2 separate regions of the Homo sapiens genome follow, and region 1 is linked to region 2. The links are chromatin loops, found by intact Hi-C in ENCODE. Cell type or tissue: psoas muscle. All regions are shown on one strand. Links, peaks and the distances in the headings refer to the core of each region. The heading gives the core; the rest is flanking DNA. Region 1 holds the start of WNK2 (WNK lysine deficient protein kinase 2). Region 2 overlaps FGD3 (FYVE, RhoGEF and PH domain containing 3).

Region 1 (15,528 bases), core at 6,751-9,250, 190 kb before region 2:
ACCCTCTCTACGCCCACAGCGTGCACACTTACACCAAACGCACAACAGAGGCCTGCCCTCGCCACCAGCTGACTCACAAACCGCAACCTGCGCACGGACACAGCCAGGCCCCACATGCCGTCCGCACACCTGGTATGCATCCTGCCAGCCATCCACACAGAGGGTGACACACATGGAGCCCCGCCGCCCCCAGGGCTTCTTAAGGCCAGGCGCAGGAGCAAGGACAGGCCCAAGGACGCACTCGCGGACAGACCCTGCGGAAAGCCCCCTGCGGGCTGGGGCACCCTCACCTGCAGCTCACACCAGGCCACCTCCACCCAGGTCTCCGTGTCCAGCCCCTTGTAGACCGTCTTGAAGGAACCGCGGCCCAGCTCGATGTCGAACTTGAGGAAGCGGCCGTCCAGAGAGGTGGCCACGGCCTTGAGGTCGTCCTCGTCGTCCTCCTCCTCTTCGGGCTCGTCCCGGCGAGTGCGCCCGGGCTCAGGCTTCGCCTCGGCCGCCCCCTCATCCTCCTTCCTCACGGTCGCCGCCGCCTCCTCCCTGGGGCCGCCGTCGGGGGCAGGCGCGGTTTCGACAGCGGCTGCGATGGGGTCCGGGCCGGGCTCCTGCGTGCCCACGGGCTCGGGGCCGGCGTCCGCGGGGGCTCCGGGGGCTCCCGGCTGCGCTACCAGCGCTGCGGGCGCGGGGGCGGCGGGGCGTCCGCGGGCGCGCTCCGCGATGAGGCGGCGCGTCTTGCAGAGCAGAAGCACCCGGCGCTGCAGGGGCTGCGGGGGCTGCGGGCCCGGCGCCTCGGCTGCCTCCAAGCCCGGCGGCTCCTCCTGGTCCGACTCTACCACGCTGCGCCGCAGAAAGCGCTGGGGCCCCGGCCGCGCCGCCTTCGCCCGAGGCTCCGCCATGCCCGCGGGCCCCGCGCCGCGCCCGGGCTCCATCAGCGTGCCGGGGACGTCTCGGCGGCCGCCATCGCCGTCCATCTCTGTGGGCCAAGGACACACAGGCCCGCGTGAGCGCCGGCCCTGCCGCACCTGCCCAGGCCGCCGGATGAGACAACGCCGCCCTAAGCCCGCAACCTGCCCAGCCCCGGCCGCGGAGAGAGCCTGCGGGGGCCGTCTCTGGGGGCCCTGGGAAAGGGGGGCTGCAGACGGGACCAGAGGCTTGGGTTGGGGAGGAGGGGTCCGTGCCCTGCTCAGCCCCAGGCTGCGGAGAGGGACGGGCCTGTGGTGTCCCTGGAACCCTGGGAGAGAGGACCTGCTAGGGTGTCCCTGAGGGCCCCGGAGGCCGGCAGAGGGATCTCGCGCCCTGCCCAGCCCTGGCCCAGGAGGGTTCTGCTAGGCTGTCCCGGAGGCAGCTGTAAAGGGGATAGGGAAGCCCGGGGGTGGGAGGAAGGCAGTGGCCCGGCGGCGGCTCCACAAAGGACGCGGGCCCGGGGCGCGGGAGGGGCGCGCGGGGAGGGGGCTGCAGCGCCGCGGCGCGCACACAAAGGCGGCGAGCGGCGTTGAGGGGAGGCTCGGCACTCACAGGGCGAGCGGACGCCGTCCATGCCCGCGGCCCGGCGGCCAGGGCGTGCGAGGCGGGAGAGATCACGCTTCGAGGACGGGGTCCGAGTTCCGGGCGAGGTCCGCGCTGGGGTGGGGGCCGTGGCGCCGCTCCAGCTCCTGCGCGCTGCTCTCTCGGGCCGGGCCACTGCGGGGCCGCGCTCCCGCGTGCTCCTGCCGGCTTCGCGCGGCTCCGCTCCCGCACCGGCTCCGACCCGGCGCGCGGGGAGGGCGGGGCTCCGTTCGCCCCGCCCCGGACCGGCGCAGGGGGCTGGGCCTGGCACGCCCACCTGGCTGCGGACGGGCTGGCTGACTGGCAGGCGCGCGCGGCCACCTGCGGGCCGGCTACCTGGGCTCCCACCCGCGGTTCTTTGCTCGAGGTAGCGCTCCTGTCCTCTGAAGTTCTTTGGAACGCCCCGCAGGGCTGTCAGCTGCGGAGGACCCCGTTTCTTCCTGAGAGGAGGCAGCAGGCTCAACGCCTCAGCACGCCGCAGCCCGGCGCGCTAGACCTCAAGGCCCTGTGCCAGGACAGAATGGGCAGGCTAGGAAGAAAAGGACCAGGGGTACCGCCGCCCTCGGGAGCCCAGCCTGGGGCTAAGCCTGGTGGGGCTCAGCGTGTCCTTTCCTGCCCTCACTTCACCACCAGGAACCATGAGGACCTCATCATCACCCAGGGAGGCACTGGTGATCATTATGCCCATTTCACAGTCTAGAGCAAACTGAGGCGCCAAAGGCAGAAGTTATATGCTCTAAATCCCAGAACTTTCAAGACCGAAGCTGAGCTGGAATGCCTTGGATGGGATATGGAGAGGCTTCCAGAAGCCCCTTGACCCAAAGTGTTCTTCCTTCCCACCTCTGCCAGATGCCACCTCTCCCGAGAAGTCTTCCATGATCTCTAGCTCCTTCCTCCTCTAGACCCCCACGGACAAGCCCTCTCTTGGGCGTCTCTGGCCCTAATGCAGCAGGTGACCTGTGTCAGTAACCATACTGCTAAGTTCTGAGCCCTGCTCCAGGCAATGCCCTGAGCTAACACTTCACCCTTACCCCAGCCTCCATGATCCTAGGTGAGGAAACTGAGGCACAAGGGAGATACCAGAGTATTCTCATCTCAGTCCCCATCCCACTGGGCTGGCACCCCCATCAGATACACACACACTTCCAGAGATGAAAAGATGCTTGTGGGCCTGTAGGCCTTGGAGCCCCTGGCACAAAATAACTCATGTGGCATAAAAGCCAGCAGAGGCGATATCTCACCTTCACAATGTAGAGGGAAGAATATGCCAGGCCAACTGTTACCCAGAGAAGCAGGACTTCCTGGAGCCCCGCTGGGCACTGGCACTGGCTGAAACTAATTTGTGAGGGGCAACAGTGAACATCCCTTCCCAGCTCTGGGTTCAGCAATGCCACCCTGTAGCCTGAAGTCAGCAATGCTGGGAGTATTTACACTGCGGAAATTGGCAAACACCTCAAATCAGGACTTTTCTCCCCAGAGAGCCAGTGGTTAAATAGTGTGCTAGGTGTAGGGCTATGCATTTGGCACTTGCCTGTTATTTATATAATCTAATCTACCGTGTGAGACAGGCATTCATTCCGGGGCTCAAGTCCGCTGGCATGAGCCCAGAGCTCACACGAGGAGGAGGCCAAACAGCAGACGCCAGCTCTGCAGGACAGAGAGGCCTGAGGGACAGGGATCTAAGTTGCATCTCCTGGGGCAGGAGTCTTCCAGGTAGAGGTCAGGGGTGGAAAAGGATCTTTTCTGTCTTCCCTTTGGAGGCTAAAGACCCCCCAACCTTGCCCCTAACCAGCTGAGTGAACTTGGGCAAGTCCTGGTCCTTCCTGAGCCTCAGTATCTGGCCCTGCAGAGTGGGCTGATCATCCTGACTTGCCCACCTTAAAAGGCTGCCAATTCCTTGTAGATTCAGTCAATCTAGGAAGGGCACCAAGTCCACAGACCTGTTCATGATGGGTGTGTTCAAGCCTATCCAAGGGAAAACCAGGATGGGACAGAGCTAAGCGTGTTCTGAGACCAGCACACACCTATCTGGCCTCCTCCTGCTCCCAACAGGCCACACTGGCAGTGTGTGGGCAAAATACCTGCCAGCATCGGAGAAGGTTCATCAGCACCCATGGCTGCTGCCCACCCACACTTGTACACATGCGTGGGAAAGGATGGCTACACCCACAAATCAGCAGGGAGCAGCCCAGGCTGTGGGGAGTGGGGGACAGCCTGTCCCTGAGAGAGTACTGTGTGCTCTCTGAGCCCTTGGGGTGAATTCACGCATCTCTGCTTACACACCTCCCATGGTGGAGAGCTCATTCTCTCTGCCAACCCATGACCATTAGGGTACACAGCTAAGTCAGTAGTGGACAGGTCACAGTTTCCTCTGCAAGGAATCTCAGGCTGGGCTCAGGAGCAGCTCCTGGGATCCTGGCAGATGGAGCCTGAGGGATCCTTGGACAGACCTTGGAAGTCAGGACTTCACAGCACTGGCTATATGCCCTTTGGCAGGTCACTGGATATCTCTGAGCTTCCATCTCCCTGCTGCTAAGACGGGGAGTATAAATACTGTAGTCTGCTTTACTGGGTGTCCTGAGGCTGCATGATCCAGGGTCATGATGCCAGCATTTGTCTTTTGGAGGTTTGTTTTTTGTTTTCTGCTTTTGTTTTTGTTTTTTTGAGATGGAGTTTCACTTTGTTGCCCAGGCTGGAGTGCAGTGACGGGATCTCAGCTCAGCTCACTGCAACCTCTGCCTCCCAGGATCAAGCAATTCTCCTGCCTCAGCCTCCTGAGTAGCTGGGATTACAGGCGCCCACCACCACGCCCAGCTAATTTTGTATTTTTAGTAGAGATGAGGTTTCACCATGTTGGCCGGGCTGGTATCGGACTCCTGACCTCAAGTGATCCAACCACCTCAGCCTCCCAAAGTGCTGGGATTACGGGGCAGCATTTGTCTTCGATGTTTAGAACAGATGAGTACATTGAGGTCTTGCCCAGAGATTTTTCAACTTTAAGTAACTTTCTCAAGGCCTCAGAGTGGAGACAGTGACCTCTACCCACAGCTATCACCTTAGCTTCCACAATGCCAGGGAGCCCCTTTGGTGAAAAAAGTTTCTCCCAAGTCCAGGCTATGCTCCAGCCTACCCAGCCAGTAGGCACGTGCAGGCACACACCTGCTCCATGCAGATGCAGTTCCAGGAGCTGGGCCTCAGCAAGCAACAGGACCATGGTTTCAGTTTGCTCATCTGTGAGATGGGCATAATGGTCATGCTCAACAGTCTTGGCAACAAAAGGCATTCAACAAATGCTCATGAAAGAAGGGAGGAAAGGAGATGGGGCTAGCTCCACTGCCTCTGCTCACATCAGGGCCCATTGAGGGTCACTGGCTAGAAGGAAGAGCAGGGTCTAGCCATGCCCAGCTGGAGCTCAGTCCACAATTGCCCCGTGGGGCAGGTTCTGCCTCTGAGTGGAGTCAGGCAACCTATCTAGTGCTCAGGTCCAGTGTGGCCAGGCCACTTGCCTGAGTGCCCCCCGGGTCACACCATGGGGAGAATACCCTGGCAGGGGCATCAGATGGGGAGGACAGTGCTGGAAAAGCAGAGCCCAGAGAGGCCAGGCAAGTGGCTTGGGGGAATGCAGGAAGACCTGTGACCTGAGGAAGGGCGTGGGGACAGGATGAAGGCCTGACAGTGTGTGGTGGCAGGAAGGTGGCAGTAGGTGGGAGCAGGTGGGCTGTGGAAGCTCGGGCCCCTACTCCTGGAAGATGATGTCAGAGGATGGGAAGGGCATGACCAGGCTGCAGTGTCTTCCTGCTGTGGGTCATAGAGCCTCAGGACAACCAGCAGGATGGAAGCTCCCCGTGGGTAGGGCCTGAGGTAGGCAGGTCGGGTGGTACAGGATGACACAACGCTTCTGACTCAGCTGTGATGGATGAATGGTTGAAGAACTTGTTTCCTTCCAACAGCAGGGTTCCATTAGAAATGTTCCGAAGTATGACACACAAATCAGAAAACGATCCCGTTTCCTAAGTCAACACTTCACTGTGTAGGACTTTATTTGCGATTCTAGTGGAGAGGTGAGATTTGGGGTGACGCTCAGTTCTGGTAAGGCAGATCATACAGCTAAAAGTAGGCCAGGTGCTGTGGCTCACGCTTGTATTCCCAGCACTTTGGGAGGCCGAACGGGTGGATCACCTGAGGTCAGGAGATCGAGACCAGCCTGGCCAACATGGTGAAACCCTGTCCCTACTAAAAATACAAAAAAATTAGCTGGGTGTGGTGGTGTGCACCTGTAATCCCAGTTACTCAGGAGGCTGAGGCAGGAGAATCACTTGAACTTGGGAGGCAGAGGTTACATGAACCAAGATTGCGCCACTGCATTCCAGCCAGGGCAACAGAGTGAGACTCTGTCTCACGACAACAACAAAAACAAACAAACAAAAACAAAAACAAGAAAGGCCGGGCACAGTGGCATGCACCTGTAATCCCAGCTACTCGGGAGGCTGAGGCAGGAGAATCGCTTGAATCTGGGAGGCAGAGGTTGCAGTGAGCCAAGATCATGCCATTGAACTCCAGCCTGGGCAACAAGAGTGAAACTCCGTCTCAAAAAAAAAAAAAAGGTAAAACTGCAAGTACAGGGAAAAAGAGAGTGCATGGATGTGGGAGGAAGGCAGAGTCACCCTGACCTCCCCCGCAGCTCCTCTGGCCTCAGTTTCTCTATCTGTAGTGTGGGACCCGCTGGGCCATCTCAGCTGCTGGTAGGAGTCACCGTCGGACCTGCATGACCCTGTCTCACGCCCTCTAGCCCAGTGAGTCTTACACACAGCTGCCCTGCAGCATCTCCAAGGCCTGAGATGCCGCCTCCGCAACCGGAGATTCTGCTGTGTGGGATGGGGTGGGCCTGGCCTCAGGTGTTTGAAAGCTTCCAGGTGGTCCTGCGGAGACTCCACGTGCTGCGAGGGTCTGGCACACAATGGCACTCAATAAAAGCTGCCTGCGTGGGGGGTGCACTTGCATGGAAAGAGCAACAGAGCTGACCCTCCATTCCACTCTCTGGCCGCAAATCTTGTTTTGCTGTGCTCCCCGAGAGCAGCCTCATGCCATGTGCCTCTCAGGGTTGCTTGTTTCTCTCAGGGGAGGAATCAAAGTTCAGCTTCTGGAGCCCCACAGCTTCCCTGACTTGGACGCTGACACCCGGCTCCCAGGTGGCCCTGAGGGGCAGACAGGTACCTGTTGCCCCTGGAAAAGACCTCAGGTCCTGCTCACCAAGGCTTTTATTTCATTTTTGTGGGTCAGGCCGGCTAAGCCAGCTCATGTGGCTTAAAGGGCAGATGATGGGGGCCTTGCTGCTCTGGTCTCCTGGCGGAGGCTCCACGGCAGGGTGGAAAGGCTGCAGAGTACCCACTATTTAAAGAACCCTGTGGCCGGGTGAAGTGGCTCATGCCTGTAGTCCCAGCACTTTGGGAGGCTGAGACAGGTGGATCACTTGAAGTCAGGAGTTCGAGACCAGCCTGGCTAACATGGTGAAACCCCATTTCTACTAAAAATACAAAAATTAGCTGGGCATGGTGGCTCACACCTGTAATTCCAGCTACTCAGAAGTCTGAGGCAAGAGAGTCACTTGAACCCAGAAGGCGGAGAGGTTGCAGTGAGCTGAGATTGCACTCTGTCAAGAAGAAACAAAGAAGGAAAGAAAGAGAGAGGGAGGGAGGGAAGGAAGGGAGGGAAGGAAAGAAAAGAAGGAAAGAAAGAAAAAAATAAAACAGAAAATAAAGAATCCTGTTCCTCTGTTCTTGGAGGTGCAGGGTCCAGCAGGGCCTCAAGGGGTTCCGGGTTGACTAAACGGTTCATGGAGGGAGGGGATCCATGCCCCCAGGAGGAAATAAGCAATGCAGTCCTTTAGCCCCAGGGCAGCGGCCACCTGAGGCACCAGGACACACCCCTAGCCTGTCTGATGGTGCAGGACTGGGTGGCACCAGTCCCCCAGAGAAAGAGGACAGAGACCTGAGAAAAGCTAAGGGGCATAGCGGGCCAACAACTGACATCCCATGATTGCTGAGTTGACACCGGCCCATTCATGGTGGAAAACCAGCAGCATCCTCCGTTGTGACATATTCCCAGTGGCCACAACAAATCATCGGGCACAGCTGGCAAGAATTGGAAATGAGGCTGTGTTAGCAGGAAGTTGAGGCTGACATTTTCAAGGAAATACCCAAGGTTGGATTCGCTGGGGACCAGAACCAGCCAGGGTGACACTGGCTTTCGGCTTATGTCCAGAGCAGAGCGTGTCATGTGAAGGGCAAGCCAGGGAAGTGTCAGGATTTTGCTTTCTTCAGGGTATGACCTTCCCAGGGGTAATCTGGCCACATCTCCTTGATTGACCCCAAGCCTAGGCTACCACATGTTCCCCATGGGCCCACAGGGGAGAGTGACATCTGGGCCTAGAGAGATGGGGGAGAATGTGGAGCCACTGGGGAAGGTCAGAGGGAGCTCCGGAGCGGGCGTGCTGTGGGAGGGGATGGTGAACTTGGCTTGGCCTGCTTCCCTGCTGCTGCTAGGGACATCTGGCCGCCAGAGCCAGAGATGGGGGTCTGGAGTGCAGAGGGAGGAGGCGCAATGTTCTAGAACACAGTCCTTATTTCTCTGTTTTTAGTAATTTAAAAAATTATGTAACATTTCGTTTACTCCCAAATATCAAAACACTTTGATTTTTAAATAACAGCTTTATTTAGATATAATTAATGTACCTACCATAAAGCTCATTCTCGTAAAGTGTGCGATTAGGAGGTTTTTAGTACATTCAGTGTTGTGCAACCATCACCTCTATCTGATTCCAGAACATTTTCATCACGTCAGAAAGAATCCCTGTCCCCACTAGCAGACGACGTTCCCCATTTCCTCCTCCCCTCAGCCCCTAGCACCCACTGGTCCACTTTCTGTCTTTATGGATTTGCCTATTCTGGACATTTCACATAAATGGAATCCTACAATATGTGACCTTTTGTGTATTATTTCACTAAGCATCATGTTTTCAAGGTTCATTCATATTCTGTAGCATGCATCAGAATTTCATTTCTTTGGTTTCTTTTCTCTTTTTCTTTTTCTTTTTCTTTTTTTTTTTTTAGATGGAGTCTCACTCTGTTGCCAGGCTGGAGTGCAATGGTGCAATTCTTTTTTTTTTTTCTTAAGACAGAGTCTCCCTCTGTTGCCCAGGCTGGAGTGCAGTGGTGCGGCCTCGGTTCACTGCAGCCTCTGCCTCCCGGGTTCAAGCAATTCTCCTGCCTCAGCCTCTAGAGCAGCTGGGACTACAGGCACATGCCACCACACCCGGCTAATTTTTGTATTTTTTTTAGTAGAGATGGGGTTTTGCCATGTTGGCCAGTCTGGTTTCAAACTCCTGACCTCAGGTAATCCACCCGCCTCAGCCTCCCAAAGTTCTGGGATTACAGGTGTGATCCACCACCCCCGCCGCGATTCTTTTTTTAGGCCCAAATAACATTCCATTGTTTGGATATATGGACTGATGTTTCTTGTTTTTTTTTTTTTTTCGAGACAGAGTCTCACTTTTGTTGCCCAGGCTGGAGTGCAGTGATGCAATTTTGGCCCACTGCAACTCTGCCTCCTAGGATCAAGGCATCCCCTGCCCCAGCTTCCCAGCTGGGATTACAGCCACCTGCCACCATGCCAGGCTAATTTTTTATATTTTTAGTAGAGACGGGGTTTAATCATGTTGGTCAGGCTGTTCTTGAATTCCTGACCTCAGGTAGATGATCCACCCACCTCAGCCTCCCAAAGTGCTGGGATTACAGGCATAAGCCACCGTACCCGGCCTGGATTGATTTTTTTAAGAGCACAAATTCATTATAAAAAAATTTATAAAACCAGGTGTGGTGGCTCACACCTGTAATCCCAGCACTTTGGGAGGCCGAGGTGGGCGGATCACCTGAGGTCATGAGTTTGAAACCAGCCTGGCCAACATGGTGAAACCCTGTCTCTACTTAAAATACAAAAAAATTAGCCGAGCGTGGTGGTGCACCTCTGTAATCTGAACTTCTCGAGAGGCTGAGGCAGGAGAATCACTTGAACCCGGGTGGCAGAGGTTGTAGTGAGCCGAGATCGCACCACTGCAACCAAGCCTGGGCAACAGAGCAAGACTCCGTCTCAAAAAATATATATATATATATGAAACAGAAAAAGCAGAAATAAAAGTGTTTAGGCCAGGCATGGTGACTTACACCTGTAATCCCAGCACTTTGGGAGGCCGAGGTGGGTGGGTTGCCTGAGGTCAGGAGTTCGAGAGCAGCCTGGTCAACATTATGAAACCCCGTCTCTACTAAAAATACAAAAAATTAGCTGGTTCTGATGGCAGGCGCCAATAATCCCAGCTACTTGGGAGGCTGAGGCAGGAGAATCGCTTGAACCTGGGAGGTGGGGGTTGCAGTGAGCTGAGATCGCACCACTGCACTCCAGCCTGGGAAACAAGAGCGAAACTCCATCTCAAGAGAAAAAAATGGTGTTTTAAGTTGTGCACAATGTCACTACCTCAACATGATCCCCACCACAGCCCCTGTGGCAGGCACACAGCTATCACTGTGCAGCTGTCCACACGAGAGGGCAGATCAAATAAATGAATGTGATTGAACATTTTTCTTCTAACTACAGGGTTATTATTTAATTTTACTTGATTAGGCTCACACCAGATAAAAGGTCATATTTTCTGTTTTGCTTTAGACCTCAAACGTCCTGGGATTGCAGGTATTTGAGATCCCCACCAGGACTCCTGCTGAAGCAGGGCCAGCCCCCAGGCATGGAGAACATCATTGCCCCCCAGCCTCCTCTGATCAGACCACTGCCAAGCTGCACCAGTAACAGGAACCAGGAATCTTGAGAAGCTGGAGGTGAACTGTTGAGCCCAGTAAGTTGTGAAACCTCAGTTAAGTCTTACAGCTGAAATAATGATAATAATGGCCACCATTACTGGGCACTCAGTGTGTGCTAGGTGCTGAGCTAATGCTTTGCAAAAGTACTCTCGTTTCACCCTCAGGACCCCCTGGATGTGGCAGCATTCACAGATGAAAATGCAGCATGGAGAGGGGACCCATCATGACCGAGCTCCACACCCAGCAGGTGGTGCAGCCTGGAGGTGAGCCCAGGAGGACTTGCCCAAGACTCCATCCTGCAGCTGCCATCCAGCTTGTCCCCAGGCCTCTGTGGCAAGTCCTAGGTTCCCTTGAGGCTTCTCTCTTGGGACTCCTCTCTTATGAACAGAAAGTTGAGTCATGACCCTCCTTTAATTCTACGTTGACCCCAGGCCCAACCCTGTGTGCTGACTGTCCTCTAGCATAACCACTGCCTGCCACAGCCCTGAATTTGACCTTCCCCCTTGGCCCTGATGGTTCATGCCAGCCCCACCTCAGCCTACAACCGCTATCTTATACCTGCTATCTTTTTTTTTTTTTTTTTTTTTTTTGAGACAGTCTCGCTCTGTGCCCAGGTTGGAGTGCAATGGCACGATCTTGGCTCACTGCAACCTCCACCTCCCAGGTTAAAGGGATTCTCCTGCCTCAGCCTCCTGAGTAGCTGGGACTACAGGTGCGTGCCACCACGCCAGCTAATTTTTGTATTTTTAGTAGAGACGGGGTTTCACCATGTTGGCCAGGATGGTCTCAAACTCCTGACCTCGTGATCCGCCCGCCTCGGCCTCCCAAAGTGCTGGGATTACAGGCATGAGCCACCGCACCTGGCCCCTGCTGCCTTTAAATGGAGTCACCTGTGTAGACTGATACAGGCTTTCTGAAAGCAATTTGTGACTGGAGCAAGAGCCTAAAAATTGTTCTGACCCTTTAAGTTAGTAATTCTCTTTTGGAGAATTTACACTAACAAAGTGACCAGCAACGCAGATAGTGTTGTATAAAGATGTTCACTGAAGGATTATTTGTAATAAAACATTATGAATAATATAAATAGTTAAGGAAACAGTCCTATTCCTACATAATCAAATATGGTCAAGCCGGGTGCGGTGGCTCACACTTGTAATACCAGCACTTTGGGAGGCCGAGGCAGGCAGATCACTTGAGGCCAGGAGTTCAAGACCAGCCTAGCCAACATGGTGAAACCCTGTCTCTACTAAAAATACAAAAATTAGCCAGGCATGGTAGTGGGCGCCTGTAATCCCAGCTACTCGAAAGCCTGAGGCAGGAGAATCGCTTGAACCCGGGAAGTAGATGTTTCAGTGAGCTGAGATCATGCCACTGCACTCCAGCTCCAGCCTGGGCGACAGAGCAAGACTCTGTCTAAAAAAAAGGCTGAGCCATTTAAATGCTCTTCATGGAGTTGTGTAATGATTAGAGATACTGTGAAGTGACAACGCACAGGAAGAAATGCCGGAAGGAAATACACCAAAGCACTGCCAGTGAATGCTTCTGCTCTTGTGCATACGTCTGCATGTCAGACAAGAGGCAGTTTCGCCTGTGTCTTTAGACAGGGAGTGCTGACAGACCCCCAATGAGGCCATGAGATGAAGGAGGGGGCTCAGCAGAGAGTGTCGAATGCAGCTCAAATCTTGGGTCTGGAGGCTCCTGGCTCTGATTTAAGCCTTGGCGACGCCCTCTGGCCATGACCTTCGACTGGCTTGTTAATTTATCTGAATGTCAGTTTCCTCATTAGTCAAAGGGGCAATGGAGGTGCCTCTTTCCTGGTTGTGAGAGAGTCCTGGGGAAGGTCTTAGCAGCCCTGGAAGGAGGCAGATGTGTTGGCTTTTGCAGGCTGCAGAGATGGCCATCAGGTGTGCTGGGGCAGCTTGGGGAAACTGGCTACTGCTGTCCTCTTGACACTGGGCAAACTCAGGCTGGGAACCCCCAGCTTCCTTATCATCGCTTCGCCAGCAATGCCTGCCCACAGAGGGAGAAATGGCCACCCGTTCCAATCTGCCTGGGCACATGTCCTCACCTCCATTTCCACAGGGGGACACGGAGTTTCAGGGGACACAGCAACAGGTGTGTCAGGACCACAGAGCCAGCGGGGGTCTGTGTGGACAGAGCAGAAAGAAGGAACCGGGAAGCCACAAGTTTCGGCCCCCACCCAATGGGCTTGGTGGGGTCCTCGGACCAGAGTCTATGCCTGCTGTCCAGGCAGGTTCTGACCGTGGCCAAGGCCGGGTTGTCCTCCCAGCTGGGCGACCTGACTCAGGCCTGGGGCTGGCAGGGGTCTCTCCTGCCCAGAGTTTCCAATTTGCACTCAGTGGGGCCCCAGGCAGCCTGGCAATTGGAGCCGACCAAGTCCCCTTGAGAACCCCCAAAGGGGCCGCATCATTCTCCATGTGAATATAGAAGAGGGTTTTTTCCACTTATTGATGAACTTGCCTGCCAGATTTCTGTTTTTTTCCAGCAGACTCAGTCCAAGTTGCTTGTGCCTGTCCCTGGAAGTGCCTGGCTCATTCAGACTGAAGGTGTGCCCGGGGAAGACGTGAGGCCGCTAGCAAACGGCCTGCTGTGCACATGGCCCAGTGCTCGCCTTGGAAAATGACTGTAGCATGTGACAGACCATGTGGGAGGCATCATCCACCCGGGATAGCCGGGAAGCTGCCCAGACGAGGGGCACGGAGCCCAGGATTAGGAGACGAAGAAGAAGATGATGAGACAAAGTCATTTCCTAGAGGATCCAAGCGGGAGGGCTTTCTAAGAATGCCACACAATCCAGGAGCTAGATCTACGGCTTATACAGTCGATTCTTGGATCTGGGGGAGTCATGCTTTGTAGTCTCTTCGAACACTGAATTAGCGAATCCCAAACCATTGTGTCCCAGCAAAACACAACACACTTTCCAATCAGCTCCATGTACAGATCGGCACACTTCCTCTCCTCTTTCTGGATGGGCAGTTGATTCGTTAACAGGGAACCTCAGTCAACAGCACCATAACTCACATGTGATGGAAGCTTCTCTAATACACATTTTCTCCCCTAGGCACATCACAGCTTCTCTATGCTTAAGAACACAGGGCAGCTCTTCAGCATGGTGCCTGCAGCCATTTGAAACAACAAAATCACCAAAAAAAAACCCAGAAAGTGTGGCACTAAATAGAATGCAGGACTGACAACCCAGGAAATAAAGGGACAAATGTAAGTAGAGAATTAACAGGAAAACAATACAAATGGGGTGTAGTGGCTCACACCTCTAATCCCAGCACTTTGGGAGGCCAAGGCAGGTGGGTTGCCTGAGCTCAGGAGTTCGAGACCAGCCTGGGCAACACAGTGAAACCCCGTCTCTACTAAAATACCAAAAAATAAAAAATAAAAATATTTAAAAATAAGCCAGGTGTGGTGGCGTGCACCTGTAATCCCAACTACTCCGGAGGCTGAGGTAGGAGAATTGCTTGAACCTGGGAGGCAGAGGTGCAGTGAGCCAAGATCACGCCACAGCACTCCAGCCTGGGTGACAGAGCGAGACTCTATCTCAAAAAAAATAAAACAGACACACAAAAACAATAAAAATGGCTCCTAGATAGGAAAAAGTGCAACTTTGCTCATGAAAAGAAAATTGCCAATTGAAACCACAGAGAGCCCTCATGACGCCAGGTTCTACCTATTGGTCTAGCATAAACGAGGAAGCATGAAAGTGCACTGAGAGGCTTGGCCTTGGGGACAGACCCTCCCATGCTTTGCTGGGGGCAGCCATCCACTGTTTGTGTCAAGGAAAGTCACAAATGAGTGGGGTCTCCAAGGCGGGGTCCTTCCCCAGGAGCTTGCGCTGGAATATGCACCTGAGCATTCCCATGTATAGGCTCAAGGACAGACTTTTTCATTATGAGTGACTTGCCTTTTGTCTCTCCCTCATATTGCTGTAGGGCTTATCTTATTCTTTCAGTTGTGTGTGCAGGGGTTGCATTATCTTCACATCTCATTTTCAGTGGTCTAAGGAGTAAGGCCCCAGGCATTCAACATGTAGGGTGGGTGAGCAGGACTGCAGCCTTTCCTGGAGCCAGTACGTTGGCCTCAGGCAGCCCCTACAGGGGGTCTCTGACAGGATCACCAGTCCCAGCCACAGGGCAGTGGCCTAGAGGGGACCACAGCACGGGTGCTGGGGGCTGGGCAGGGGTGGGTCCTAGATTTGAGCCTTCTTGTTGTGAGCCCATTCTGCTGAGGCCTGGGTGGGGCATGCCCCCTCCCACCTCCTACCCAGTTCTGGCATATTACAGACCCTATGTGGGGTATGGACCACAGAGGGTCCACATAGATCAGACACACAGGTAACTTTTGCGCCACCCAGCCTGATGGTCTGGGGCAGACCCAGGGTGGTCACCCAGTCACGGGACATGCCCCTCCAACACTCCATAGTAATAACTGTCACCCTCTGGAACAGCTTGGTCCAGACCCGATGTACACGTGCTGTTTTAAGGTCCCACAATGACCCTATAAAGTAGGAACGGTGATTCTGCTCAGAAAAATAATACAAACAGCTTCTAGATATGAAAACGTGCAACTTTGCTCATGAAGAGAAAATTGCCAATTGAAACCACAATGACAGCCCTCATGATGCCAGGTTCTACCTCTTGGGTTGGCAAAAATGACAAAGTGTGAAAGTGCGCTGAGAAAGATCTCCAACAGAGTTAGGTTTACAGATGAGCCAGGCTCTTAGACACTAAGTCGAAGTCACCCGCCTAAGGTCACGTGCTGGTACCTGGGGAGTGTATGCAAACTGAGGCAGTTGGTCCTGAGCCAGGCCTCACTGGTCAGGAGGCCGAGCTCCAAGAATCAAGGGTGCCCAGCAGGGTGAGGCAGAGCTCCCGACACCACACCTCCTGAAATTCCCCATTGTCAGCCAGAATGAGATTGGCAGCAGAGCTGTTTTTGCTTACTAAACTTTTCATTTTTTTTTTAATTTTAAGAGGGGGTCAGCCGGGTGCAGTAGATCATACCTGTAATCCCAGCACTTTGGGAGGCCGAGGCTGGTAGATCACGAAGTCAGAAGATGAAGACCATCCTGGCCAACATGGTGAAACCC
Region 2 (15,528 bases), core at 9,040-11,539:
TAGCAGAAGGCAAGAAATAACTAAGATCAGAGCAGAACTGAAGGAGACAGAGACACAAAAAACCCTTCAAAAAAATCAATGAATCCAGGAGCTGGTTTTTTGAAAAGATCAACAAAATGGATAGACCATTAGCAAGACTAATAAAGAAGAAAAGAGAGAAAAATCAAATAGCAATAAAAAATGATAAAGAGGATATCACCACCGATCCCACAGAAATACAAACTACCATCAGCAAATACTATAAACACCTTTATGCAAATAAACTAGAAAATCTAGAAGAAATGGATAAATTCCTGGACACATAACACCCTCCCAAGACTAAACCAGGAAGAAGTTGAATCCCTGAATAGACCAATAACAGGTTCTGAAATTGAGGCAATAATTAATAGCCTACCAACCAAAAAAAGTCCAGGACCAGAAGGATTCACAGCCGAATTCTACCAGAGGTACAAAGAGGAGCTGGTACCATTCCTTCTGAAACTATTCCAATCAATAGAAAAAGAGGTTATCTTCCCTATTTCATTTTATGAGGCCAACAACATCCTGATACCAAAGCCTGGCAGAGACACAACAAAAAAAAAGAGAATTTTAGACCAATATCCCTGATGAACATCGATACCAAAATCCTCAATAAAATACTGGCAAACTGAATCCAGCAGCACATCAAAAGGCTTATCCATCACCATCAAGTTGGCCTCATCCCTGGGATGCAAGGCTGGTTCAACATACACAAATCAATAAATGTAATCCATCATATAAACAGAACCAAAGACAAAAACCACATGATTATCTCAATAGATGCAGAAAAGGCCTTCAACAAAATTCAACAGCCTTTCATGCTAAAAACTCTTGATAAACTAGATATTGATGGGACATATCTCAAAATAATAAGAGCTATTTATGACAAACCCACAGCCAATATCATACTGAATGAGCAAAAACTGGAAGCATTCCCTTTGAAAACTGGCATAAAACAGGGATGCCCTCTCTCACCACTCCTATTCAACGTAGTGTTGGAAGTTCTGGCCAGGGCAATCAGGCAAGAGAAAGAAATAAAGCATATTCAATTAGGAAAAGAGGAAGTCAAATTGTCCCTGTTTGCAGATGACATGATTGTATATTTAGAAAACCCCATCATCTCAGCCCAAAATCTCCTTAAGCTGATAAGCAACTTCACCAAAGTCTCAGGATACGAAATCAATTTGCAAAAATCACAAGCATTCCTTTACACCAATAACAGACAAACAGAGAGCCAAATCATGAGTGAACTCCCATTCACAATTGCTTCAAAGGGAATAAAATACCTAGGAATCCAACTTACAAGGGATGTGAAGGACCTCTTCAAGGAGAACTACAAACCACTGCTCAACGAAATAAAAGAGGACACAAACAAATGGAAGAACATTCCATGTTCATGGATAGGAAGAATCAATATTGTGAAAATGGCCATACTGACCAAGGTAATTTATAGATTCAATGCCATCCCCATCAAGCTACCAATGACTTTCTTCACAGAATTGGAAAAAACTACTTTAAAGTTCATATGGAACCAAAAAAGAGCCCGCATTGCCAAGACAATCCTAAGCCAAAAGAACAAAGCTGGAGGCATCATGCTACCCGACTTCAAACTATATTACAAGGCTACAGTAACCAAAACAGCATGGTACTGGTACCAAAACAGAGATATAGACCAATGGAACAGAATAGAGCCCCCGGAAATAATACCACACATCTACAACAATCTGATCTTTGACACACCTGACTAAAACAAGCAATGGGGAAAGGATTCCCTATTTAATAAATGGTACTGGGAAAACTGGCTAGCCATATGTAGAAAGCTGAAACTGGACCCCTTCCTTACATCTTATACAAAAATTAATTCAAGATGGATTAAAGACTTAAACGTTAGACCTAAAACCATAAAAACCCTGGAAGAAAAGCTAGGCAATACCATTCAGGCCATAAGCATGGGCAAGGACTTCATGACTAAAACACCAAAAGCAATTGCAATGGCAACAAAAGCCAAAATTGACAAATGGGATCTAATTAAACTAAAGAGCTTCTGCACAGCAAAAGAAACTACCATCAGAGTGAACAGGCAACCTACAGAATGGGAGAAAATTTTTGCAATCTACCCATCTGACAAAGGGCTAATATCCAGAATCTACAATGAACTTAAACAAATTTACAAGAAAAAAATCAAACAACCCCATCAAAAAGTGGGCAAAGGATATGAACAGACACTTCTCAAAAGAAGACATTCATGCAGCCAACATACACATGAAAAAATGCTCATCATCACTGGCCATCAGAGAAATGCAAATCAAAACCACCGTGAGATACCATCTAACACCAGTTAGAATGGCAATCATTAAAAAGTCAGGAAAGAACAGGTGCTGGAGAGGATGTGGAGAAATAGGAACGCTTTTACACTGTTGGTGGGACTGTAAACTAGTTCAACCATTGTGGAAGACAGTGTGGCGATTCCTCAAGGATCTAGAACTAGAAATATTATTTGACCCAGCCATCCCATTACTGGGCATATACCCAAAGGATTATAAATCACGCTGCTATAAAGACACATGCACATGTATGTTTATTGCAGCACTATTCACAATAGCAAAGACTTGGAACCAACCCAAATGTCCATCAATAATAGACTGGATTAAGAAAATGTGGCACATATACACCATGGAATACTATGCAGCCATAAAAAATGATGAGTTCATGTCCTTTGTAGGGACATGGATGAAGCTGGAAACCATCATTCTGAGCAAACTATCGCAAGGACGGAAAACCAAACACCGCATGTTCTCACTCATAGATGGGAATTGAACAATGAGAACACTTGGACACAGAGTGAGGAATATCACAAACTAGGGCCTGTCATGGGGTAAGGGGAGGGAGGAGGGATAGCATTAGGAGATTTACCTAATGTAAATGATGAGTTAACGGGTGCAGCACACCAACATGGCACATGTATACATATGTAACAAACCTGCACATTGTGCACATGTACCTTAGAACTTGAAGTATAATAATAATAAAAAAGAAAAAGACATATTGGCTGAATGGATTAAAAATAACAGCATCCAACTATATGCTGTTGAGAAGAGACTCACTTTAGATATAAGGACACACATAGGCTGAAAGTGACAGGATGGAAAAAGATACTTCATTCAAATGGTAACCAGAAGACAGCAGGAGTGGCCATAGTTAGATAAAATAGACTTTATAGCAAAAACTGTTACAAGGCTGGATGCAATGGTGTACACCTACAGTCCCCCCTACTCAGGAGGTTGAGGTAGGTCACTTAAGCCCAGGAGTTTGAGGCTATCCTGGGCAACATAGTGAGACCTTGTACCAAAAAAAAGAAGGAGAGTGATATCAGTAAGATGGCTGACTAGAAACACCTGGCATTCCTCCCCTCATCCCAAGAAAAGACTAAGGCACAAACAACTAAGATTTGGCTGGCGGTGGAGTGAGTGGTGGAGTAGAGATGCACCTGTGATGATTGAGAGAGCAGTGTGGAGGCACCCAGCCTCTAGTGGTCCCATCTCCCTCCAACCAGATAGCATCTATCCAGAGTCAGGAGGGACTTCCCTTTTCAGGGAAAAAGTATAACACAAGAGAATCCCACAGTCCTCGCAAGCCCCAAGCCCAGTTTGGAGAGTTGTGAGAATTTGCATAGCTACATCACCCGGATTAGGATCACAAAGTGTACACACCCCACCCCCCAACCACCCACTGTGAACGAGGCTGCTGTGGCATGGCACCATCCTGAGACCAGAGCAACCTCCAGAATGCTCCAGGCAGTAGCTACTGTACCTCTCTAGCACTGGGCTCCGTCTGCATTCCACCAAGACCACATGAGTGCTTGAATGCCACAACCCCAGATGCATAGAGCTTGGGCCCAGGATCAGCTGTGATTCTGTTCCTGCACAGCAGGGAAACCAACCCTCACTGCCACACTTTCAGCTAAAAGAACAGTCTGCCACTCCAACCCAGGAGCTCAAGCAATCCTCCCAGCTATTCTTCAGAAAGGAATGAGGAATAAAATCTTTAACCAACAAGCAAAATCTAAGGGAATTCATCACCACTAGACCAGTCTTATAAGAAATGCTCAAGACAGTCTTATATCTGGAAGTGAAAAGACAATAAACACCATCTTGAAAACATGTAAAACTATAAAACTCACTGGTAAAGCTGATACACAAATGATAAAAGAAATGAATCAAACCTTATCACTGCAGAAAACCACCCAACTACAAAAATAAATAATGAGAAGAAGTAACAAAGGATATACAAAACAACCAGAACACAATCAATAAAATGATAGGAGTAAGTTCTCACCAATCAATAATAATCTTGAATGTAAATAGATTAAATTCCCCTGTTTAAAAGATAAACTAGCTGAATGGATTAACAAACCAAGACCCAACTATATGCTGTCCACAAGAAACTCCCCTTACCTGTAAAGACACACATAAACTGAAAGTTAAGGATGAAAAAAGATAGTCCATGTAAACAGAAACCCAAAACAAGGAGGAGTAGCTATACTTATATCAGACGAAGAAGACTTCAAGTCAAAAACTATAAAAAGAAACAAAGAAAGACATTACATAATAATAAAGGGATTAATTCAGGAGGAGAATATAATTGCAAATATATATGCACCAAATACTAGAGCACCTAGATATAGAAAGCAAATATTATTAAATATAAAGGGAAAGATAGACCTCCAATACAATAGTGGTTGGAGACTTCAACACCCCACTCTCAGTATTAGATAGATCATCTAGACAGAAAATCAAAGACACATCAGATTTAAACTACACCATAGAACAAATGGACCTAACAGACATTTACAGAACATTTCACCCAACGGCTGCAGAATACACATTCTTCTCATGTACCCATGGAATATTCTCCAGGACTGACAATATGTTAGGACACAAAACAAGCCTCAGAATTTTTTTTAAATCAAAATTATATTAGGTATCTTATCTTACCACAATGGAATAAAACTAGACATCAACAACAAGAGAAACATTCAAAGCTATATCAATATATGGAAATTAAATAACATGCTCCTGAATGATGAATGGATGAAGGAAGAAATTAAGAATGAAATTTAAGGGCCGGGTGCAATGGCTCACACCTGTAATCCCAGCACTTTGTGAGGCCAAGGCTGGCATACTGCTTGAGCCTAGGAGTTTGAAACCAGCCTGGGAAACATGGTGAAACCCATCTCTACAAAAAAATATAAAAATTAGCTGGGTGTGGTGGTGGGTGACTGTAATCCCAGCTCCTCAGGAGGCTGAGGCAAGAGAATAGCTTGAGCTAGGGAGGCAGAGGTTGCAGGGAGCCAAGATTGCGCCACTGCACTCCAGCCTGGGTGACAGGGTGAGACTCTCTCAAAAACAAACAAACAAACAAACAAACAAACAAATCTCCAAACAAAAAAAGTCCAGGACCCAGTGGGTTCACCACTGAATTCTACTGAACCTATAAAGAACAATTGATACCAATTATCAAACTATTCCAAAAAATTGAATCGGAGGAAATTCTTCCTAACTCATTTTACAAGGTCATCATAACCTTGATACCAAAACCAGGAAAAGACACAACAAAAAAGAAAACTACAGGCCAATATCCCTGATGAACATAGATGAAAAAATCCTCAACAAAATACCCGCAAACCAAATCCAACAGCACATGAAAAAGATAACAAACCACAATCGAGTGGGATTTATCCCAGGATGCAAGGATTGTTCCATATACACAAATCAATAAATGTGATACATCACATTCACAGAACTAAGAACAAAAACCATATGATCATTTTAATATATGCTGAGACAGCATTTGATAAAATTCAGCATCCCTTTATTATAAACGCCCTCAACAAACTAGGTATAGAAGGAATATACCTCAAAATAATAAAGCCCATATGTGAGAAACCCACAGCTAACATCTTACTGAATGCAGAAAAGCTGAAAGCTTCTCCTCTAAGAATTGGAACAAGACAAGGATGCCCACTTTCCCCACTATTATTCAACATAGTACTGGAAGTTTTAGCCAGAAGAGTTAGGCAAGAGAAAGAAATAAAAGGCATCCAAATGGGAATAGAGGAAGTCAAATTGTCCCTGTTTGCAGATTATATAATCTTTTTTGTTTTTTTGATACAGGATCTCACTTGTTGCCCGCACCACCATACCCAGCTAACTTTTTAATTTTTTTGTATAGACAAGGTCTCACTATGTTGCTCAAGCTGGTCTTGAATTCCTTGGCTCAAGCAGTCCTCCCACCTCAGCCTCCCAAAGTTCTGGGATTACAGGTGTGAGCCACTAAACCTAGCTGATGTGATCTTATATATAGAAAACCTATATTGTATCACAAAACTCTTAGAACTGATAAAAAAAAATTTCATAAAGTTGAAGGGCACAAAATCAATATACGAACAACAGTAGTGTTTCTATACACAAACAACAAACTAGCTGAAAAAGAAATCAAGAAGGCAATCTCATATACAATAACTGCAAAATAAATACCTAGGAATACATTTAATGAAAAAGGTAAAAAAAAAAAAAAAAAACCTCTACAAGGTGTGAAAGGAAAAAAAAAACACAGGACCCCAATTCATAATGCCAAAAGAAAAAAATTAAGCTGAAAGCTGAGTCATGCAAGAAACTGCCTTTCCTTTTGTTCCTAAGCAGACAGCTATAGATGAAAGGTTAAATATCTCCACAGGTGGCTGCCCTATGTTTACCTCATCTTATGTAAAGTGCCGATTTACTGAGAACCAGATGAATACATAATTGACTATTCGCCTACCGGCTCCTTTTCTCTTGCAACATGTGGATTAACATACCTTCCCTTTCTCCCCTCCAGCCCACTTTTCCCCTTTAAATACTGAAGACTTCAAAGTCCTCTTTGGAGAAAGGCACAGGCCACAGACTGTTTTTCTATGATTCCATGTTTATTTCTTCCAAGCATGACCTCAACCTTGGCAAAATAAACTTCTAAATTGATTGAAACCAGTATCAGATACTTTTTGGTTTACAAAAGAAAACTAAAAAACACTGATGAGGCCAGGTGCGGTGGCTCACGCCTGTAATTCCATCACTTTGGGAGGCCAAGGTGGGCGGATGAAGAGGTCAGGGGTTGGCCAGGCGCGGTGGATCACGCCTGTAATCCCAGCACTTTGGGAGGCTGAGGCGGGTGGATCTCGAGGTCAGGAGATCAAGACCATCCTGGCTAACATGGTGAAACCCCGTCTCTACTAAAAACACAAAAATTATCCAGGTGTGGTGGCACGCATCTGTAGTCCCAGCTACTCAGGAGGCTGAGGCAGGAGAATCACTTGAACCTGGGAGGCAGAGGTTGCAGTGAGCCTAGACTGCGCCATTGCACTCCAGCCTGGGTGACAGAGCAAGACTCCATCTCAAAAACAAAACAAAACAAAACAAAAAAACACTGATGAAAGAAATTGAAGAGGATAATGTTTCATGAAAGGGCTGTGCTTGCAGAGACCCCTAAATGCTGAAGGAGTTGAGGAACCAAAGAACAAGGCAGACTAATGTAGTTTCTCAGCAGAGGGTGATTTATTGGGGAACTTACAGACAAGAGCATGGTCTTGGGTGGCCACAAAACAGGTAGATCTTCATGCTGTCAACCCCCAAACCCAGGACTTACATGCCATAGGGAAAGGGTATACAGTGCTTCAGAAGGAGTGTGTAGGACATTGAAATCAACCCCTCAGGGAAAGGCAAGAATGTTGTATTTATCATAGCCTAAGGGCAGGTTTTATGGTAAATATGTGTTTATGGTAACATCAAGGTTGTCATGACCTAAGATTAAGATTTACAGTAAGTACTTGCTCTTATATAAGGAACAGTAATAAGATAGAAATCTTAGAGGCATTCCTGGAACTATGATTAATCAGAAGTCAACATGGCAGATTAGTGTAAGGTAGGTAGCCAGGCAGACATGAGCAGGGGAGCAGGGGCCCCGCCACACCAGGAATATCAGGTGACCATCATCAGGTGATGGTCTTGATAGATGCAGGAGGCAGATAAGAAAGGGTCCCTGGAGAATCTCCAGCCTGCCCCACAAGCATTTATGCCAGATGTTTTTGTGTAGGTAAGGGAACCTGTGCAGGGTCTTGCCTGGGCATGCCCACAATGGACTGGAGGCCCACAGGTACTGGGGAAATGGGGTGGAGCTACCAGGAATGGTGGTAGCTTGGAGCCTTATGCAGGGTGGAGCCTTATGCAGGGGAGAAGCCTGGCCTCTTCAACTAGTGTGTGGTGGCCTGGTATTCAATCTGTGAGGTGGGAGCCTGTTGGCAGGACCCCTCTTTCTTTGCTGAGAGCTTTCTTTTTGTCTAATAAATCCGCCCTCCTCACCCTTCAATGTGTCCTTGTGCCTAATTTTTCCTGGTAATGAGACAAGAACCCGGATTTTAGCTGAACTAAGGAGCAAAAAATCCTGCATTGGTCAGGTGGTTGCTAAACAGCCTCTTTAAAATAATAACTGGTTGCAGCCAGCACCAGGGAAATGCAGTCTCCCAATAGATAGAAAAACCTGAAACAGATAATCAGCTTCCTGATAAGATCTCAAGAGTTGGATAAATGGACTCATGCATGCGCGCTAAGGGGCGAAATGGTGAAGTGTAATTGGTATATGACCGTCTAGGAACACTTGACAGGTACAGGAAGAATGGCTCAAGTGAGCATGCTCACAACTCCAGTAAACACACTACACATACGGCCCCTCCCAAGTGCTGGTGGGCCACTGGGCATGCAGACAGCCCACCACACGAAAGAATCAGGGGCGAAGGGATGTAACTCCCTGGAAGCATGCCAGTGCAGAATACCCCAAGTCAAAGGATAAACGGAGCACATGAATCTCTCAAGTCAGAGAGGAGGGACCTTGGAGTCTGCACTGAGTAGAACTGAGGCACCCATGGCCCTCCTAGACAGGAGGCTCATGAGAGTGGTAGGGCTAAAACCTAACACCATGCAATGTCTGTTGTTTCCTCTGCTTTTTCTTTTTTTTCTTTCTTTCTTTTTTTTTTTTTTGAGACAGAGTCTCGCTCTGTCGTCCAGGCTGGAGTGCAGTGGCACTATCTCGGCTCTCTGCAAGCTCCGCCTCCTGGGTTCACACCATTCTTCTGCCTCAGCCTCCCAAGTAGCTGGGATTACAGGCACCCACCACCACACTTAGCTATTTTTTTGTATTTTTAGTAGAGATGGGGTTTTACCGTGTTAGCCAGGATGGTCTCGATCTCCTGACCTCATGATCTGCCCACCTCAGCCTCCCAAAGTGCTGGCATTACAGGCGTGAGCCACTGCACACAGCCTCCTCTGCTTTTTCAACTAAAATTGGTTGTTTTCCAAAAACCCATACTGCCTATTCTCCTGTTTTCTCTGTGTGTGTTCTGAAATGGCTTGTGCACTCACTGGACTGTCTACCTCGGAGGCAAGTCTGCCTCTTTGTTTTCACTTTGTATGTCACTTGACTTCTTAAACACACACTCCCTGTTATTCATGCACTCATGGCTCTTGCTGAATTTGTGTGGCAGCAAAGACACAGGCTCCCTTGGGGATACGCCATGAGATTTATACTTGTTTTTACCCTACCAGCTCGGATGACCTCTAACCCTTCCCCTGACTACTGGCACATGGCCAGGACAGACACTAATTGGAACCCTGGCTCTGCCAGCTCCTTCTGACTTACCATGTGCTTTTCATTCCTGTTATGCCCCAGGGCCAAGTTTTCCAGTGGCTTTTGAAGCAGTTTGTCTGCGGGCACAGGGCCTCACTCTGTGGTCCTTTAAGGACCCTGCCTACTTGCTTTTTTGAGTTAGTACCTTTTTGGGATAAGGGAACATTCTTCCTTTGCCATTGCAAGTTCTTACCCCAAGCCCCAAGTCCTCCAGAGGTTCTTCTTTTATGTCAAGAGGGAAAATAAACATCGCCCTCTCAAATGGAAGGGCTGCTATTTTTGTAAGCATATAAAGGCTTTCCATGAATATTCCTCTCACCTCCTCCCACTTCCTCCTGTAGCCTCCATTTCTCTAATCACTTCCACACCCCTCTCAACATGCATCAAGACCTTCAAGGTCATATTCAAAGGCAGGGGAGTCAGCCCCCTTGTGGCAGTTAGCTGAAAAACAGGCTTCTCATCTACTTAAAGAACATGAGAGATGGGACTCTGAGAAAAGAGATCATCATTTTGTTGCTCAGAATGCTCCGAGCAAGTCACTATAAGGTCATGGAGATAAGGATATAGGCTGGCTGAAGTCCATAGGCACAAGAGACCCATAGGACAGAGATAAAGGCTGATAGATTATCATTAAAACAGAGATGAAGGCAAGGTTAAGGGTACATGGTAAGACTGGTTCATTCCAGAACCCCAAGGATGAGCAGGGGGCCCACTGTTCACTCTGGTATTTCCTCTGTTGTCAAGTGGGTAATTGTGATGAAATGGGACCAAGGTTAAGGGTACACAGTAAGACTGGTTCATTCTGGAACCCTAAGGATGAATGGGGGATGCCCTATTCAAGATAATAGGAAAGTAAGAAGGGACACATTTTACCTTTTTCCTTTTTTTCTCCACTGTTCTTTCTTCACAGATGGGTAATCACATCTCCATACCACAGGACACACCCCTCAGATGTATTCCCAAAAAGTGGGAAAAGTTTGATCCCCTAAACCTTAAAACAGAAAAATGGGCCAGGTGCGGTGGTTCATGCTTGTAATCCTAGCACTTTGGGAGGTTGAGGTGGGTGGATCACCTGAGGTGAGGAGTTTGAGACCAGCCTGACCAACATGGTGAAACCCCATCTCTACTAAATACAAAAAATTAGCCAGGAATGATGGCTGACACCCGTAATCCCAGATACTTGGGAGGCTGAGGCAGGAGAATCACTTGAACTCGGGAGGCAGAGGTTACAGTGAGCTAAGATTGTGCCACTGCACTCCAGCCTGGGCAACAAGAGCAAAACTCTGTCAAAAAACAAACAAATAAACAAACAAACAAAAATAGAAAAACTAGGTTTTCTTTGTAATACTGTTTTTCCTCAAAATTAACTGGGAAGAAATAACAAAAGTCAGCCTCAGAACCCAGTGCCTCTATGCAGGAAATCCTCAAAGTCACCTCCTCAGTCTTTTATAACTGGGAGTAGAATCAGGAGGACAGGGCTAAGGAAAAAGAGAAGTGCAGGGACCAGAGGCAGGCTTAACTACTGGCTGCTCTGCAAGCCCACCAGCCTCCTCCAGGTTTCCCTAAGGACACTCCTCCAGGTAACTGCCATTGGCGTGGGAAGCCAGGCCACTGGAAGGCAAACTGCCCCAGTGGGACAAACGGGAGGAAACCTCACATGGTTTCCCCTCTCTGCCAAAAGCTTGGCCACTGGAAACGGGACTGCTTTGAAGGCTGAAGGGCCCCCAGGACAGAATCCCAACCCCTGATGGCCTTGAGCTGGAGAGCTCTCTGCTCTAGCTGGCTTCCAAATCAGACATTGGCACTAGCAGGACAAAGCCAAGGGTGACTCTGGAGGCAGCAAATAAAATTATAAATTTCCCTTTGGGTTCAAGAGCTGCCTACTCTGTGCTAATCTCCTCTGAGCAATTCTTCTCCAAATGCAGTCAGGTAATGTGGGCAAATAGCACTCCCTCCCTCCAAAAAAAAAAAAAAGAAAAAAAAGATTCACACCCCTTTACATTATTTAAGAGACCAATTACCACTTTCCCACCAGTCCCTGGTAGTGTCTAAATACCCTACACCTCTTTGGGGCAAAAATATACTTTCCTAGATGGGTGTTTGCTTAATATTTACCTGACCTCTGAATTCATCTTTATCTCTAAGAGCTCTATTTCTCCTGGGAAAGCCACCTAAATCTTTAACCAATAACTTTAACCTGGACAGGCTAACCTCAGGGATTTAGAAATAGCCCACACTTATTTGGACAAACCCTAGCAAAAATCTAACCAAGGCATCTCTCAAGGGGGGATAACTTCTACAGTATGTAGATAACCTCTTTGTCTGCTCCCCCTTCACAGGACCCATACAGCAACATGTAGTATAAACCATAACTTCCTAACAGAAGGAAAATTAATTTGTCTAATTCAAAAGTTATAAAGGTAAAGGTATTGTTGGTAAGGAAGGTTATAAAGAAAAGTGATTTTGCATGAAAAGGATTTTGTATGGTAAATTCTTGTCCCAAAGTAAAATAACTGGTTGTTTAAAAGAGGGATGTTTAGGTCAAGTCAGAAAGTCCAAGCATGCCGTAGATGGTCAGTGCAAGTTGTAAAATGCTTTATAAACTGCGATCATGACTCTTAACTGTACAATTTGCCTGCTTTACAGCTAGGTAAGGCCTGGGGACATACAGAGCTAGCTGTATCCCCTCATCTATGCTGGAAAGAGTCAAATCTTATCTGCATTTCTGTTGGATGTCCTAGGCTCCAAACCTAGTGCATAATTAGAATTGCTTACTTACCAGGTTTTTCACCAAAAGTAAAAGTTGCTAAGAGTTAACAGTGTAACGTGTACTTGACACTACTGGAAAAACAGTTTACATGCAAGATGTGTAGGGAAAGCAGAATGTGCTTTTGGTAAAAGATTATAAGAAGGCATGGAAATGTGGATATTTTTGCCTAGTTTAGAGGGTTAAAGGATTGTTTTAAATTATATATGATAAAGATAAAGGTTAAAGCAAGTTGTGGAAGGTTTGTAAAAATTAATCTTGTAAAAGAAATTCTGTATGTGACCATATTGGCTAGAGTTAAAGGAGTATTCAGTTTTTCCATAAATTGAACATTGGAATAAAAGCACAACAGAGTTTTATTAAAGCATTATTCTGCTCCTTATAAATGTGTTATTGGTACATGTTCCAAAATTATGCAAAACTTCTATAATTATGACATAACTTACTATGTTATCACTAATAATGATAACTGTTTTTCGTTTTTTGGTTTTTTTGAGATGGAGTCTCGCTCTGTTGCCCAGGCTGGAGTGCAGTGGTGTGATCTCGGCTCACTGAAAGCTCTGCCTCCCGGGTGCACGCCGTTCTCCTGCCTCAGCCTCCCGAGTAGCTGGGACTACAGGTGCCCGCCACCTCGCCTGGCTAATTTTTTTTTGTATTTTTAGTAGAGACGGGGTTTCACCATATTAGTCAGGATGGTCTTGATCTCCTGACCTCATGATCCACCCGCCTCAGCCTCCCAAAGTGCTGGGATTACAGGAGTGAGCCACCATGCCCAACCAATAATGATAATTGTTATGTTAAATTAGTGTGCCACAGAGATAACAAATTTCTTTTTCAATTGTGTCTTTGACTGTGGCACCATAAGACTTTTTGTCATCCACAGACAATTGTTGACTTGTTTTAATCCTTTTTAAAAGGTGAATTTTTTTTTTTTAGACAGAGTCTCACTCTGTTGCTCAGGTTGGGGTACAGTGGTACGATCTCAGCTCACTGTGACCTCTGCCTCCCAGGTTCAAGCAATTCTCCTGCCTCAGCCTCCCAAGTAGCTGGGATTATAGGCAAGCACCACCATGCCCAGCTAATTTTTGTATTTTTAGTAGAGACAGGGTTTGGCCATGTTGGCCAGGCTGGTCTTGAACTCCTGACCTCAGGTGATCCATTTGCCTCAGCCTCTCAAAGTGCTGGGATTACAGGCATGAGCCACCGTCCCTGGCCAAAAGGTGGTTTTTATAGTCAGCTATAGGACTCTAACAGGTGCTCCTAAATGCAGGTTTCTGATAACGTTGGAGATTGTGATATTAGAATAGAGGAAAAACTTTCAGGACTCTTATGGAGAGCTGAAATGTTCATGAATATCAAGCAGAACAGGAGCGAACTGCATGAACGGTGATCTTGCCGTTGCACTCTAGCCTGGGTGACAGAGCAAGACTCTGTCTCCAAAAAAAAAAAATGAATGAATACATTCTTTTTAAAAAGAAAAACCATAGAACTACCATATGATCCAGCAATCACACGACTGGACATTTATCCAAAGGAAGGGAACTCAGTATATTGAAGGGACAGCTGCACCTCCATGTTTATTGCAGCACTATTCACAGCAGCCAAGATATGGAATCAACCTGGGTGTCCAACAACAGATGAGTGAATAAGGAAAATGTGGTATATATAGACAATGTCATACTACTGAGTCATAAAAATATGAAATCCTGTCATTTGTGGCAACATGGATGGAACTAGACAACATTTAGTTAAGCAAAATAAGCCAGGAACAGAAAGTTAAACACCACATATTCTTACTCATACATGGAAGCTAAAAAAAGTTGATCTCACAGAAGTAAAAAGTACAGCAGAGAATACTAGAGACTAGGAAGCGTAGGAGGAAGAGAGGGATAGGGAGAGATTTGTTAAAGGATATAAAATTGCAGATAGATAAAAGGAGTAATTTCCAGTGTTCTATGACACTGTAGAAGGACTATTGTTAACAATCGTATAGTATATAGTTTCAATAGCTAGAAGGAGGGTATTGAGTGTTCCCAACACAAAGAAATGATAAATGTTTCAAATGATGGCTATGTTAATTGCCATGATCTAATCACTATATATTCTATGTATCAAAACATCACTATGTAACTCAGGTATATGTACAGCTAGTATCTGTCACTTTAAAAAAAAAGAATCACTGCTGCCAACTGGAAAAAAAATAACTGTTACAAGAAGCAAAGAATGACATTATATAGTTATAAAAAGGTCAAGTCACCAAAAAGATGTGACAGTTATAAATATTTATGCACCAAACCTCAGCGCTCCTAAATATATGAAGGAAACTTTGGCAAAATTGAAGGAAAAAATAGAGATCGGCAAAATAATATTAGGAGACTTTAATATCTCACTTTCAATAAACCAATAAAATAAACAGACAGAAGATCAATAAGGAAATAGAGAACTTGAACAACTCTACAGACAGTTGAACCAAACAGACAATTACAGAACACGCTGCCCAAAAACAGCACAATATATGTTCTTCTCAAGTGTACATGAAACATTCTCCAGGATAGACCATATATTAGGCATAAAACAAGTCTCAACAAACACACAAAGACTGAAATTATACAAACTTTTTCTTTCTTTTTTTTCTTTTTTTTTTTTTTTTGGAGATGGAATCTCGCTCTGTCACCCAGGCTGGAGTGCAGTGGCGCGATATCAGGTCACTGCAAGCTCCGCCTCCCAGGTTCATGCCATTCTCTTGCCTCAGCCTCCCGAGTAGCTGGGACTACAGGTGCCCACCACCACGCCTGGCTAATTTTTTGTATTTTTAATAGAGACAGGTTTTCACCATGTTAGCCAGGATGGTCTCGATCTCCTGACCTCATGATCCGACTGCCTCGGCCTCCCAAAGTGCTGGGATTACAGGCGTGAGCCACCATGCCTGGCCCAAACCATCTTTTTCAATCACAATGGAATGAAACTAGAATTCAATAACACAATGAAAATCCACAGACATGTGCAAATTAAACAACACATTTTTTTTC

The links. Peaks named below come from ENCODE experiments on the same cell type or tissue, not always from the same donor. Only the 100,000 strongest peaks of a DNase experiment are listed, where the experiment ranks them.
Region 1: it touches region 2 in a loop (2.8-fold over the local background); 1 of 110 quality-filtered maps calls a loop at or near these places.

The regions. Positions count from the first base shown.
Region 1 is chr9:93,170,373-93,185,900 of GRCh38, reverse strand. WNK2 (WNK lysine deficient protein kinase 2) reads right to left here and starts at 1,762. Exons shown (of 30, transcript NM_006648.4): 1 at 1,516-1,762; 2 at 291-973. The coding sequence starts at 971. RefSeq lists an enhancer at 12,077-12,650. In psoas muscle, for the core only: no CTCF peak of the experiment used is centred there; a DNase peak (open chromatin) is centred at 8,033.
Region 2 is chr9:92,980,990-92,996,517 of GRCh38, reverse strand. The region is part of intron 3 of FGD3 (FYVE, RhoGEF and PH domain containing 3); the gene reads right to left. Among named protein-coding and RNA genes, the nearest start is that of FGD3, 41 kb to the right of the region's middle. RefSeq lists an enhancer at 7,886-8,584. In psoas muscle, for the core only: a CTCF peak has its summit at 10,179 (motif pointing left); no DNase peak of the experiment used is centred there.